Regions from separate parts of the Homo sapiens genome. Here regions 2 and 3 are each linked to region 1. Evidence: read pairs that join two places in POLR2A ChIA-PET (ENCODE). Cell type or tissue: MCF 10A. All regions are shown on one strand.

What was found. ChIA-PET counts read pairs that join two places held together with the same protein. Peaks named below come from ENCODE experiments on the same cell type or tissue, not always from the same donor. Only the 100,000 strongest peaks of a DNase experiment are listed, where the experiment ranks them.
Region 2: POLR2A ChIA-PET joins it to region 1 with 9 read pairs; 1 of 35 experiments calls an interaction of 5 or more read pairs at or near these places.
Region 3: POLR2A ChIA-PET joins it to region 1 with 7 read pairs; 1 of 35 experiments calls an interaction of 5 or more read pairs at or near these places.

The regions. Positions count from the first base shown.
Region 1 is chr7:2,755,906-2,760,905 of GRCh38, forward strand. The region is part of intron 2 of GNA12 (G protein subunit alpha 12); the gene reads right to left. It also overlaps a transcript of AMZ1 not described here. Among named protein-coding and RNA genes, the nearest start is that of AMZ1, 70 kb to the left of the region's middle. RefSeq lists an enhancer at 2,083-2,372. In MCF 10A, a CTCF peak has its summit at 4,831; DNase peaks (open chromatin) are centred at 1,636, 2,166 and 2,476.
Region 2 is chr7:4,186,845-4,191,844 of GRCh38, forward strand. The region is part of intron 35 of SDK1 (sidekick cell adhesion molecule 1); the gene reads left to right. Among named protein-coding and RNA genes, the nearest start is that of FOXK1, 490 kb to the right of the region's middle. RefSeq lists enhancers at 1-512, 3,194-4,074. In MCF 10A, no CTCF peak of the experiment used is centred here; a DNase peak (open chromatin) is centred at 2,467.
Region 3 is chr7:3,587,778-3,592,777 of GRCh38, forward strand. All of the region lies in intron 1 of SDK1 (sidekick cell adhesion molecule 1), which reads left to right. Among named protein-coding and RNA genes, the nearest start is that of SDK1-AS1, 240 kb to the left of the region's middle. In MCF 10A, no CTCF peak of the experiment used is centred here; DNase peaks (open chromatin) are centred at 764 and 2,184.

The DNA of each region.
Region 1 (5,000 bases):
AGATTGAATACCAGTCTCAATACAAATCCCAGCAGGCATTTTTTTTGGTAGAAATTGACAAGCTCATTTTAAAATTTATCTCTTCAAAACACCACAGAATAACAAACCATTTTATAAAGAAGAACAACGTTTTCATAATACCAACTTTCAACTTGCTAGAAAGTGACAGAGTTTATCATCGGCAAAAGAAAAGTAATATGGATCAACCGAATAGAAATGAGAGTGCAGAAACAGGCCCCCACATATATGGCCAATTGATTTATAAAAAATTGACAAGGCAACTCAAATGAGGAAAGGAAAAGTTTTCAACAAATGGTGCTGGAAAAACTGGTGATCTGCACATAACTTAAAAAAAACTCTCATTTGGAGGATCAGAAAATCAAAAAAGGACATTGATTCTAACTATGTCCTATATAAATCTAATTCAAACTGGATCACTAAAACTAGACTGAAAAAAACATAGGATGTCAGGTATGGTGGCTCACATTTATAATCCTACGAGTTCAAGACCAGCCTGGGCAATAGAGTGAGACCTCATCTCTGCAAAAAATTTTTAAAAATTAGTCAGGTGTGGTGGCACACGCCTATAGTCCCAGCTACTCAGGAGGCTGAGGCAGGAAGATCTCTTGAGCCCGGGAGGTCGAGGCTGCAGTGAGCCACAATCGTGCCACTGCACTACAGCCTGAGTGAGACCCTGTCTCAAACAAACAAACAAACAAACAAAAACATAGGAGAGGATCTGTGTGATCTTGGGTTAGGAAAAGATTTCTGTGCTGTCAGAATTCTAAGATGAGCCTCGATGACAGACGCCCCTGTCTTTCCCTGGAGTGTGGAAGGGACCTGAGAATATGATGGAACATCACTTTTGTGATTTGGTTACTTTAAGTTAGTCAAAGAGGAGGTGCTCTTGGGCCAGGTATGGTGGCTCATGCCAAGGTGGGAGGATCCCTTGAGCCCAGGCCATTTGAGGTTGGTCTGGGTAACACAGTGAGACCTCATCTCTATTAAAAATTTAAAAAGTAGCCGGGTGTGGTGGCACATGCCTGTAGTTCCAGCTACTCAGGAGGCTGAAGTGGAAGGTTCTCTTGAGCTGGGGAGTTCGAGGCTGCAGTGAACCGTGATTGTGCCAGTGGCACTCCAGTCTGGGCAACAGAGCGATACTCTGTCCCAAGGCGGGGGAAAAAAGGAGGTGACCTTGGCAGGCCCGATCTAATCAGGTGGGCCTTTTTTTTTTTTTTTTTTTTTTTTGAGACGGAGTCTTGCTCTGTCACCCAGGCTGGAGTGTAGTGGCACGATCTTGGCTCACTGCAAGCTCTGCCTCCCGGGTTCACGCCATTCTCCTGCCTCAGCCTCCCAAGTAGCTGGGACCGCAGCGCCCGCCACCATGCCCGGCTAATTTTTTGTAGTTTTAGTAGAGACAGGGTTTCGCCATGTCAGGTGGGCCTTTTAAAAGAGGTGCTCTCCTGCTGACCTAGAAGAAAGCACACAGCCGTGTTATGAGGAGGAGCCACGTGGCAAGGAAGTGAGGGCACCCCTAGGAGCTGCCAGCTAGTAAGAAAATGGGACATCAGTCAGAGGACTGCAAGGAAATGAACTCTGCCAGTACCAGTGAGCTTGAAAAAGGATGACAAGCCTTAGATGGGAACGCGGCCAGGTGCACCAGCCTGCGAGGTTCCGAGCAGAGCACGTGGCGAACTCTGGATGCCCAGGCTGCTGACCCAAGCACATTGGGAGATCATTACATCTGTGCCGTTTTAAGTTGCTAATTGGTGGTAATCTTTTCATCCAGCAACAAAAAACCTTTAGTACTTCTTAGGGCAAAATAACCATGAAGCATAAAGGAAAATGTCATCTTCCCTGCACATTCTCAGCCCCAGGGACCTCTTGCACTTAGTACGTACTGAACGCTTGCTGAGTCAATGAAGACATGTGTTTTTTCAAACCTGACTTTTTAAATGGCAGCTTAAATATTTTTTCCTTTAATAGCTTAGTGGTTCTCTGACTCCTGTTCGCTGTCCCCACATCAGAATAGCAATAATAAGGAATGATTCTTCCCTCCCCCTGCAAATGTAGCTGCCTGGTTAACACAGAACACAAGCTCTACAGACCTAATAAATGTCTGGAAAACCTCTTGCTTGGGGATGAGTCACTCCCTAACTCAAAACCAACAGGATGAGTCAGCAGCTGTTGCTTCAGGCTCTTTATGGAAAGCCCCTCTATTTTTACTATCCTATTCTTAAACAAAGACAAAAACCCAAAAACTCAACATCTCCCCAACTATCGATGCTTACAGTATTAGAAATGAAAACTCAGAGCTTTTAAGAAAACAAGGCTTTAGGGCCGGGTGCAGTGGCTCACACTGTAATCCTAGCACTTTAAGAAAACAAGGCTCTGCAAACACTTATCTCATTCGCCATCCAAGTGATGACATCCTCATACGTCGTGTGGCCTCTGAAAAGCTCCAATGCAGGCTTGCACATGAAAGAGGGTGTAAAGGGCAGACAGTGTCTCAGCAGTTTCATGTGTTCTGTGCTGTCAGGGTTCTAAGACGAGCCTCAATGACACACGCCCTGTGCAATTTCTTCCCCTGCAGCGTGGGAGGAAGCTGGAGTGTGATGGAACGTATCTCCTGTGATTGGGCGACTTTCAGCTAAGCCAAAGGGAGGTGATCTTGGTGGGCCTGATCTAATCAGGGGAGCCTTTCAAGGAACCTGGGGGAACCCCTGAAAGGGTCTCGGGGGCCCCCACAGCACACTTGGAGGAACCCCTGTGCTAGAGAGGTTGGTGCCTGTGTAGCAGCGTGCCCCTAACAGCAGAGTCACAGCCCTAGGCTGGAAGCCACCAGTGCCCACCTCTGGTTCAGTGGATAATCAAGTGCAGTTTACTCATCTAATAGAACACCACAGAAGAATGGATATGAGAGGGTTATCACCGCATGTATCAACATGATGGGTCTCTGCTGGGCGCGGTGGCTCATGCCTATAATCCCAGCGCTCTGGGAGGCCGAGGTGGATCACCTGAGGTCAGGAGTTCGAGACCAGCCTCCTGATATGGTGAAACACCGTCTCTACTAAAAATACAAAAACTAGCGGGGCGTGGTGGTGGGCGCCTGTAATCCCAGCTACTGGGGAGGCTGAGGCAGGAGAATCACTTGAACCCAGGGGGCGGAGGTTGCAATGAGCCGAGATTACACCATTGCACTCAGCCCTGGGCCACAGAGCAAAACACTGTCTCAAAATAAATAAATAAATAAATAAATAAATAAATAAATAAATAAATAAATAAAATAAAAATAAAAACCCCATGATGGATCTCAAAATATAACGCTGAAGAAATAAGTCATAAAATGGTTATACTGTCCTTATTTACATGAAGTTAAAACACAGGCAAAAGGAAACAAAGCGCTAGCTGTAAGAACTCACACCTACCTTGCACTTCCTATGTGCCTGCACTGTTCTAAGGGCCTCCCCCATATCACCTTCATTCTCACAATACTCACGGTGTGTTATTACTGTTCTGTCCATGTGACAGATGGGAAGACTGAGACAAAGTGGTTAAATAACATGCCCAAGTGGTAAGTTACTACTGTTTAGGAATAGGTGGTAAAAAGACAAGTAAAAGGAAAGGAATAATTAGCCAAATACTAGAATAGTGGTGACGCTGGGGTGGCGGTAGTGGCTCACATGGGGTTTATGAATTACTGTTGATGTTTTTCATCTGAGTGGCAGGTTCAGAGGTGTTTGTTCATGCTGTTTCACGCTGTGCCTATTTTTTCAGACCCTCTTCTGTAGTCATACAGGATAGGAGAGAGATGTATACACTTCAGAATTTTAAAAAGAGCAAAAGAGAAAAAACACAGACTGAAGGCCATGAAAAAAACTGTCCTTAGGGCTGGGCCGCTCCCTCCAGGCAGTTTCTGCAACGGGTGCAGATGCCGTCCAATGCGATTGTCCGCCCCCGTCTCAGAGCCCCACGGCCAGCTGAGGTCCTTTGAAAAGCTCCGCTCCCTGCTTTCTGCCACCTGCTCCTGCCAAGCAGGCTGTGTAGGCTGGAAGCCACCAGTGGCTTTGTCACATGACCACAAATGCATAAAAATGACAGGAACACTCAGTTTTAAAAGTATTTTTTAAAATATGAAAACACTAGGATGTCAAGGTTGAGGAACTGAAGGTCAAGAGCTCCAAGGCCTCTGTTGGCAATGTGTAGCTTGGATGTGTGGACAAAGAGAGCCCCACGTGATGGACGTGCTTTCTTCCCATCGCCCGCCTCTGCCTGGGGAAGGAGTGGAGATTGAAGACACACCCAACGCGTGCAGAGTCCAGGCAGGAGGGCACACCCCAGCACGAGCTGCTCAGGCTCGCCTCCCAGCAGCGCTGCCTCCCTAGGTCCACAACCTGCTGTGTTCTGCACAGGCTCGACTCAATAGAATGCCTTACCAGTACACCAGGGGGACACCAAGTCAGAGGATCTGAACTGGCTCACTGCCAATCACCCAGGAGATCAAAGCAATCAATGTCAGTGGTCTTTCCCGGACGCTGTGGTAAGCACCTGAGAACCACCCAGGCCCTTCTGCCTGTCAAATCAACACCGTGGCTTCACTTCCTTCTGGGCAGAGCCTATTCTTCATTCCAAAGACCTAAGATGACTATGGCACCACGTCACATCAGGGCGTCCCTGACGAGCACTGCACCAGAGCCTGTGAAGACTTTCCACACACATCCCTCAAGCAGGACAGACCTGTCACTGTCCCTTTAAACCTTCCCAACCTCCACCCTCCAAATCCATCTCCATTTCCTTCTACAGGCAGCTTATCCAGAGCTAAGTTTAGCTACGACCATTTCTAATCTTTCCTCTAGGGACAGCGTCGAGCTCCCTACTGCTGGACCGTCCCAGCTGCGTGGCTTTACCAAGTCACCAGAGGTTAGCTTGTCTGCAAGAGGCTGGTGACACGAGGAACAGAAGTTGTCACATCCTCACAGCAATGTGGCTTCTTTGGTGGG
Region 2 (5,000 bases), 1.4 Mb after region 1:
AGGAAGGCGCCCCTCCTAGCCTCCTCCTCCACGGGCCTTCTCCAGTTCTTGCCCTGTGCTTTGGGGTCTAGTAGTGGCCAGACCTGGGATTGCCACCCCTGGCATCTGTAGCCTCCTTCTGGGGGCTGCAAGTAGTAGGGGCTCCAGCATGTCTACCTAGGAGGGGCTCAAGAGCCACACTGTGGTTCGGAGTGGGGCTTGGGACCCATCTTGACTGTGTTTGCAGTGTGGGTTGTGTGCATGTTGGGTGTGTTATGTCTGTGTGAGGGACTGTGAGAGAGGACAGGTGGGCTTGCTGCTACATGAGGCACGGGGGCCAAGTCCAGGGATGAGGCAGGGGGCACCTGAGGGAGTGGGGAGGGCTGGGTCCCATGTGGGGGTAAACCTCCATAGTTAACCCACGGCATTATTACCATTATTTTCCATCATCCAATACATTTGCACAAGACTATGGGTCCAGCACCTTGCTATTAGAAATGAAGCTACTCTGAACACTGTTACAAATCTTTTCCAACGTCTCCAATGCCTGCCTTGGGATAAAACGCTAGAAGCAGAACTTCTGGTCCAATGACATGAACATTTTTCACCTTTGAAATACTTCAGCTAATTGACACCCTGCAGCGGTGACCAGATACAGGGCTCAGGTTGCATTCCTCTTTCCTCCTGCTTTTAAATCTTTCCTAGTTTATTAGGCAAGAAGGTATCTCATTATTATTTTCCTAGATGGGCTTTTAAATGACTGGTCTGTGATTAAATGCCTGCAGAGCTCATGGCTATTTTTTGCATGGGGGTCTGTTACAAGGTAAACTGAGACACAAAATGTTAGAAGAGTTTATTCGAGCAGACAGCAATTCATGAATCAGGCAGCACCAGTCCAAAGGTGGTTTGGGGTTCTGGGAAGGGAACACAAGGGGAACGTTTTTATGGTGTGAATGTGGGAGCTGGACAAAGAAAATACTTGATAAGAGTATGTTGTTGCCTTCTTCAGTCTCAACTGTTAGAAAATTCCTAGTTGTATTGGTTTTCATGCTGCTGATAAAGACATAGCCAAGACTGGGTAATTTATAAAGAAAAAGAGGTTGAACGGACTCCCAGTTCCACGTGGCTGGGGAAGGTGAAAGGCACGTCTTAAATGGTGGCAGGCAAGAGAGAATGAGAGCCAACCCCTTATAAAATCATCAGCTCTTGTGAGACGTATTCACTACCATGAGAACAGCATGGGGAAAACCACTCCCATGATTCAATTCTCTCTCGCTGGGCCTCTTCCGCAACATGTGAGAATTATGGGAGCTACAATTCAAGGTGAGATTTGGGTGGGGGCACAGCCCAACCATATCACTAGCTGTATATCTGCCTTTAGTTGCATATCTGTCCTCAAGCTAGTTGCTACAGCCAACGTCCTGAGGTGCCCTCAGTAAGTTGTTGGCGGCTTCTGATTGGTTGGGCTTAAGTTTTATTTTTCTTTAATATGGGCATTTACAAGAAATAGCCCAGGTTAAGTTTTGTTTAGGTTTGCAGAACCAGCAAGGTCAAGGTTGTCTCCACGGCTTAATGGGCTTTGCTCAGGGGATTCTCAAGCCTGGTCTCCATTTTATTTTAATGGGTCTTAGTGTTTTGTGTTGATTTCTTAGAGCTTCTTATATATTAGGGATATCATGTTTGATCATGTCTATGGCAAATACTTTGTCTTTAATTTTATTGTGTTTAAGTGGTTGTGTGCTCAAACCTCCATATCTGAGGCATCTCTCCTTCCCATTTTGAGACCAAGTAAATATTCACCCAGATATTTTTTCATAATTTTCATGGTTTTATGTTTTCCATTAAACTCTTTCATCAAAAAAAAAAAGAAAGAAAGAAAAAAAAAACTCTTTCATCCTCCTGGAATTAATTCTGGAGCCTGGCATGAAGTGAGCTTCTAAATGGATCATTTGTTTCCAGAGAAGTTTTTTCCCCCGAAACCATCTATTGATTTTTAATTGCTTTGTGGTGCGTCTTAATCATGGTTTAAATTCTTACACACAGTCAAGTCTGTCTGAAGACATTCCTTCGTTCCACAGACATCTTTACTGTTGCCCTAGTACTTCTAAAGCTTTCATTTACATCAGTTTGTTACACATTTTTTTCATGTTTAGGAGGGCTTGTCTTATTCCTCTTTGTTTTCTAAAATTTCTCAGCCATTCTATGAATTTTACAATCATTTTGGCAAGTTCTTAAAAAAAAGCAAATGCTCCTGGGATTTTGATGGAAACGTATTAAATAGTAAAGGGATTTGGAAATCCTCGCCGTCTTCCTCCTTTTCGTCTATTCATGCTTGCTCCCGGGAGCTGGCTGTCCCTCTGGCACGGTGCTGCTGGGCTGGCAGCGCTCCTGGTGCAGGTCCTGCTGTTGCTTGTCAAGTCATTCCTGGCAGTTTTATTGCGGCGGTTGCTGTGAGCCTGGGTATTGTAATGGCTCGTCCCTGCTCTGCCCACCGCCAATCGCAGCTCAAGGCTGAGGCTCACATGGTTACTCAGGCATGTTAAATATTAGTCCAGCAAAAAGAGCAACATAGGTTTTCCCCAAAAAGCGAGCCAGGACTTGCCTTTTTTCCACACCCAATGGGGAGTGGCTGCCCAGCTCAGATGAGAGCCGAGTGTCCAGCACTGTGGCCTTTAGCCCCGCAACTTTCACCAAAAACAGAAGACAGACAGATACCCATGCTCAGCATTTAAAATCACTCGGCCGGCCAGGCATGGTGGCTCATGCCTGTAATCCTAGCACTTTGAGAGGCCAAGGCGGGTGGATTACTTGAGGTCAGGAGTTCGAAACCAGCCTGGTGAAACCCCATCTCTACTAAAAATACAAAAATTAGCTGGATATCGCTTGAACCCAGGAAGCAGAGGTTGTAGTGAGCCGAGATTGTGCCACTGCACTGCAGCCATGGCAATTGAGTGAGACTCCGTCTCAAAAAATAAATAAAATAAAATCAGTTGGTGGCTTTAGGTGGTGTTTGGTTGTTCCTGGTGTACATGTGGCTGTGGAAGACAGAAAAGTGTCTTGAAAATATCTGTTTGCTGTTTTTAAGAATGAAAAAATTGTCGTACAATATGGGTCCCACCTTTCTTCTAAGTGCTCCAAGTTTTTAATTACAGTTGGTTGGAATGAGAGAAAAAAAAAAGCACAGCTTCTAGCTGTTTCAGCTCCCGCTAGTGACAAATAAAGCCAGTCCTAGTGCCTATTAAGTGAAATTAAAAGGCTTCAGTGACGCCAGTTTGAAAACATGTGTTTGTAGGGAAGAGTGAATGGCACCTGTTTACAGGGTAATTAACGTCGCAACCCCGACTCCACAGGCTGCACTGTCTCATCATCGACGTTCCCAGGGCTCCCTGGGTAATTATTAACATATCACGCGATAATGACATTGTGCAAACCACAGGCCGCCCCTGTCATTTCTGCGGCCACAGTCTCTCCAACTGATGCCGGTGGGCTGTGCTGCGTACAGGGCTGTCTACACGGTCCTGGATGATGGATAAACATCTGCCGAAAGCCTACTGTGCTGGTCACAGATGGTCACCATCCCCTGGGTGGGAACCGTTGCTCCGTTTCACAGATGAGAGTGATGAGTCAGCTTTATCCGGAGTCCGCAGGGGGCTCCCCGGGCGCTATCCCACCCTCTGGGCTCCAGCTCGTGTTGTTTCAGACGTTCCCTTCAGGCACAAATGCACTAAGAAGCCCTCGCCAAGGAGTGCAGAGTGGAGAGACTGTGGGATGCAGGTGCCTCCGCCGTGGGGGATTCTCCAATGCGCTGCACCCGGCCCACAGCAGGCTGTGCACAGGCACTGCTGACTGACTGGGAGCTTGGCCCACCCCTTCCCCATGCCAGGGAGTATTTCAGAATTCACGGCTTCCTTCAGGCTCTCTGCAGCATACGCTATCCCGGGACAGCCTCTTGCCAAAGGGCGGGTGATAGGAGCAGCTTCTCAGAGAGCTCCCAGGATGGAGCTGTGGTGCCCCTAGGCAGACACAGCCCCCGAGGGAGGATGGGCTTGACACCAGCCTCATCAATGCTGGGCCGGAGGGTGGAGGGCGGGGAGGCTCCTTGCCCACAGGTGCGAGCCTAGCCAGGCTTCTCTGGGCGGGGGCTCTCAGGGAAGCCTCTGGGGCCTGTGTCCACCCATCCTCTACACTTCTGCTGGGGTGACCCTTGTGAAATGCAAATCCCATCCCCTCACTTTCTGTTTCCACCCTTCAGGGGATCCCTGTTATGTATGCGGGAAAAATCAAGCTCACTCCTGAGACTGGCCCCAGGGACTCTGAGGTCCTGCCAGGCCAACCCCGCGGCGGTCACAGTGGGTGTCCTCATGGCCCCCAGGCCCTCCCCCGCCGCAGTCACGGTGGGTGTCCTCCTGGCCCCCAGGCCCTCCCCCGCCGCGGTCACATGGGTGTCCTCCTGGCCCCCAGGCCAGGGTTCCCTTTCGTGCTCAGGCTTCACACGCACAGCCCGGCAGATGCCCAGGAGACCTTGGTGGCGGGCTGGTAGTATTACTCATCTGACGTCCATCACTGTAGACAAAGGTTGTGGAGCATCGCGCGGTGCCCGCTGCTGCATTTGGAAAGGCTCCCTCACCTCTCACCATCCTGAGTTTCACTCCTTAGCCAGCTTCTCTGGGATCCCTCCAGGTCGCCACGCTGGCAGCCAGTGGAGGCCTTTCTTCAGCACCCACTTGCTCAGCAACTTGCTGGCACCGAAGGGAGCGAGAGAGCCCTGAGGTACGGGCCTGCCCTTCAGCTGCTCCCCCGAAGCGTGAGCCAGCCCTTCAGCTGCTCCGCCAGGGAGAGGGAGGATCACCGGCCTGGGCCTTTGCGACCTTCTCTGGGGTTGAGTCTGCAAGGGTTAGGGTCTCCTGTGAGTGGCAGAGCTCAGGGTGGACAGGGGGCTGCAGGTGGGCTCTGCACCATAGGAGAAGCTGGGCTATCCCCACAGAGGAGGGAAGCGCCATCTCCACAGGTGTGGCCGGGCA
Region 3 (5,000 bases), 830 kb after region 1:
CCTTTCCTGAGTGTTATCTAGCTTTCCATGGGTAGACATCAGCTCTCCACATCTAAATTGTAAGCTGCTCCAGGGCAGGGGCCAGATCTTCTCCTGTGTGTTCTCAGTAGCTGACACAATTGCCTTCCATGTACTAAATGTTCAGTAAACATGTGTTGGATGGTTCATTGATCCAATAGACTTATGTCTATGCCAATACAGGCTTGCTCTTGAAAAGCTGCGGGTAAATCAATTCTTTGTAAATTGAATCTTATTTCAAATGTAGTAGGGATGTTCAGCATTTCAAGGAATCCTAGGTCAATCTTTGGTGGATCTACGAGCCCTGTATTCTGCCATTCTCGTTTTACAGGTAAGGGAGCTGAGTTACAGAGAAATTAAGTGACTTATTATAATCTGATTTGTCAGTCAAATATAAGGTTTCTTCAAGCAAAACATACCTGTTACTTAGGTCAAGAGGGATTTGGTGAAAAGCCTAGCTATGAAATTTATAACATCAGATTAATAACGTTATATTTTCAGAAGCATTTATTTTTAGTCTGCAGATATTTATTAAGTTTGTTTACAACAGTCTTTTAGTTGTATACTAATGAGTAAAGGCTATGCTAAATTGTGTTGCAGTTTATGTCAGATTAGAAACAAAAAACAACAGACACAAAGTTTCTGGTTCAGAAAATTCACCTCTGAAAGCCCCCAGCTCGAAGTGTTTAGTTTTTCTTCTGTGAGGTGTGAGAGGATGTTGAATGTGCTGGACAGGTGCCAGGTCCTGCGATCCTGCAGGGTGCGTTCCTAGATTCATTGTTGAGGTGATGAAAGTCTCTTCAGTCAGTGGCTTAATGTTAAGTGTGAGAAAGATGTTGGAAAAGATTTAGGGAGACCTTTTGGGCACCTCACTGATGGAATTATTTTAAATTGAGCAGGTTTTATCAACATCTGTATTGGGTTGATTTAGTTTCTCCTTGCTATCAGTTCTAGAATAAAATAGTTTATTATATGTGAGAAAATTGATAAAAGTGTAAAGCTACTTTGCATCACTACTTTGGATGATCCAAATAAAGGAAATAAAAGAATCAAAGCATTGGATTTACTCTGCTTTCCTTTCTCTTCATAGTCATTTTTATGTGTTTTGGCTTATCAAAAATGAGATCAAAGTTGTTATATACTACAAAAGAAGCTGCTTTTTTATTTAGGATTTTAGTATCTTGACATGGAGCAGTGAATCAGATGTGGGGACAGGAGATAATTTGTATTCATATTAGATCAATATTAGCTAACAGCTGTTTTACGGACATCAAGTCAATTCTGCAACTCAGCAGGGAGAAATTATTACCCCCTTTTTAGAGATTTGGAAACTGACTTCACAGTTAATGTGGGCCTTTTGACGTCAGTACTGATCTCACAGTTGGCGTGGAGCTTTTGACGTTGGTACTGATCTCACAGTTGGTGCGGACTCTTTGATGTCAGTACTGATCTCACAGGTGGTGTTGGCCTTTTGACGTCAGTACTGGTCTCACAGTTGGCGTGGGCCTGTTGACGTCAGTACTGATCTCCCAGTTGTCATGGGCCTTTTGACATCAGTACTTATTTCACAGGTGGTGTGGGTCTTTTGATGTCAGTGCACAGACTCTTCCCGTGCACCAGCACCACCTCCATGGCGCCTCCCCATGTCTTTTAGGTTTTGCGTATATTACTATTGGCTGCTGTGAGCACCATTTTTGGAAGTACATTTTCATATTGCATGAAGAAATACCTGAGACTGGGTAATTTATAAAGAAAAGAAGTTTAATGGACTCATAGTTCCACATGGCTGGGGAGGCCTCACAATCATGGTGGAAGGCAAAGGAGGAGTACAGACACGTCTTAAATGGAGGCAGGCAAGAGAGCATGTGCAGAGGAACTGCCCTTTATAAAACCATCAGATCTTTGAGGACTCACTGTCATGAGAACAGCATGGGAAAAAACCACCCCCATGATTCGATTGCCTCCCACTGGGTCCCTCATGACACATGGGGATTATGGGAGCTGCAATTCAAGATGAGATTTGGGTGGGGACACAGACAAACCATATCAGAAGACAGTTATAATATTTGCATAATACCCAGACTGTGAGGAATAAGCCAAGTAATAAGCAATAACAGATGGAATATTGAGGTTATGCAGAGTCTGTGCTGTGCATGTCACAGCCTGCACTTGACCTGAGTCATGTGCTTCCTGAGCTCTTTACAGGGTGCTAGGCCAGGATATACGTGAGAGTTACAGTGATTGGAAAATTAGTTTTCCTATTAGTGTAAATACGTATGTGTTAGGGGATAGATGATACACTATTACAGACTTATAAAATGGAAAACTAAAATTGGAATGTAAAGCTTATAGCAGGTAGCCTCAGGCTGTGCTCCCAAACCTTTGGGTTCAGTTTCTTTATGTTTCTTCAGTTTTCTGTTACGGATACTGGAGCAGAAGTTGAATTTTAGTGGATTTGATGTAAAGAAATGGGTATATTTCAACTTTCACCTCCTTTCCTGTTCCTTTTTTTTTTTTTTTTTTTTTGCTTTGAAGTGTGAATGAATAATACTATAGACAAAATACAATAGCAAAGACAAATTATGGATAAATTGGAAAATCAAACTCTGCAGAACAAAGATTTTTTAGTTTTACATCATGTAACAAATTTAATGACAAACTATACCAACAAGTGAATTGACGATTTAAGATATTTCATTTAGCTTCCAAAATGTGAATGCTAATAAGTTTGAAATCACTAAATCACAGTAATTCCTTGCATTGGGCAACAGAAATCTATTAATTAAAATGAAAAGTCTAAAGATATTTTGGGGAAGATTGCAAATTTCAAATAACTGTATGTGGTATCCTCCAGTTCCTTTTAATAGTCTCATCCTTAGCTGCGCATTTACTTCACAAGGGAAACCTTAAAAATACTGATAACAGAGCCTCACTGCTGGACCTTTAGATTTAATGGGTCTGCAGTGAGGGCTGAGTATAGCACTTTTTTTTTTTTTTTTTTTTTTAAGGCCTGGTCTTGCTCTGTCCCCCAGGCTGGAGTGCAGTGGCATGATCGTAGATTACTGTGGCCTTGACCTCCCAGGCTCAAGCGATCCTCCTGCCTCAGCTTCCCAAGTAGCTGAGACTACTGGCATGTGCCACCACACGTGGCTAATTTTTGTATTTTTTGCAGACATGGAGTTTTGCCATGTTGCCCAGGCTGGTAGAGCATTTTAAAAAACTCCCCAGGAGATCCTAATGTGCAAAGTTAAGAACAACGGTTTATATGATAATCATTCTTTAATCATATTATTTGTTTAAAGGTAGATTCCTGTATTTTAACATTTTAACTTTAAGGTTGTGATACTCTGATGAAGGCAGCTCCTATCAACCTGTAGGCAGTTCAAGGTGTTAACCTTTATCTTTAATGTTTTTATGTGTCAGATGGCAGTTAGTATAAGGATTACCTTTTTCCTTTTGCAGTGTCATAATACTGAGTGCCAGGACCTAAGTTTTTGAAACCTCCCAGTAGCCCCTTTTTAAACTGCTCTGAGCCTGCAGGGCACAGCATGACCTAGCTGTTAATTTAGTACTTTCATCTGATTGACCTGGGAAGGATCACTGGCCGCCTAGGGGAGACCTTCCCATTATTAATTCCTGCCTGGATGTCCTTTATGTGTCTGCACAGAGGTTTCGGCTTTGGCCACGTTGTGAAAGTCATAAAATTAAAGAAATATTTTGCACTGGCTGTTCACATTGACATTCAGAAAAACAAATTGCAGTAATCACTGGGGCCTCTTCCTTTGAAAGAACATGCGACCAGTGCCTTTTTAGTTTATATCTTGGTAGATTTGCAGTGGGTCTGCTGTACGTTGATGGGTGGGAAGTGTTAATGATCACTGTGGGCCCATGGCCGCTGGAAGCTATTTGTATTCTTTGCACTCGTGTGGGGCATGTGTGTATATGTGCAGAGGTGTTCATATATTGCTTTTGTTTGCATTTTAAACATGAAGCTCATTTTTAAAGTACTTGCAAAATTTATCCAATGGGAGGCAAACCTTTAAATTAGTGATTCTCAAACTTTGAGTGCATAAGGATCAGATACAGGGAACCTGGGGTGGTGTCTGAAGTTTGAGAGGACTGGGGTCAATAAATTTCCACAAAAGGTGACTTCTCTTAGATGCCCGGATACAGATGACAAACAAGGCTACAGATAGTTCTATACAGAAACAAATGAATATATTTTTACCATTTGTGGAAATTACAGTTTTGAAACTGGGAAGCCCTTTGTATCACTATCAGCTCTATTTTTGGAAGTAATGGAGGAAGTATTTCAACCTGATTACTGCCTGTGGAGTGAGGAATTTCTTAGTGTTTGACTGACCGCCTGCTGATACTTTATTTCTTTAGAGCTCCTCAAGTCATTATAAGAATCACCCAACAGTGTGAAATCAAAATGATTTCTTACTATAAAATGTCAGCTATCTATCGTAAAAGATTATGTGCCATTTAAAAATATAATTGCCGTTTCTCCCCTCTCCCCCACCTTACATTCAGATGTTCCAGAATAACAGAATCCCTGCAAAATGAGAAGGAATCCCTGCAAAATGCAAGGATCTAGCCTGTGCAAATTTCAGAAACCGCCTTCTACTTTAAGTCTTTTAATAGTCCAGATAATTATCACTCTGCTCACTGCCCTTTTCTTTCTCTCTACCTCCTCGTCATTCTTGCGACATTTTAATGATGCTGTTTGTGTATTGCTGCTGATGAATTCTGCCCAGTGAAGGTTATTTATTTATTTTTCCCTGAGCTGGATTTTACCCTCTGTTTACTTATGTTGGTGTTCTGTTTCCTTTCCTAACTGCTACCAGACATTCGTTTCCATGCCTTTGTATAATGCACAGCAGGCTGATGAAGCGTGGGGACTCGCGCTGTGGGAATCCTGCTTGGGTAAATGTCACCGCTTTATATAAAGAACTTTGCTCTATCGTAGCTCCAGAATC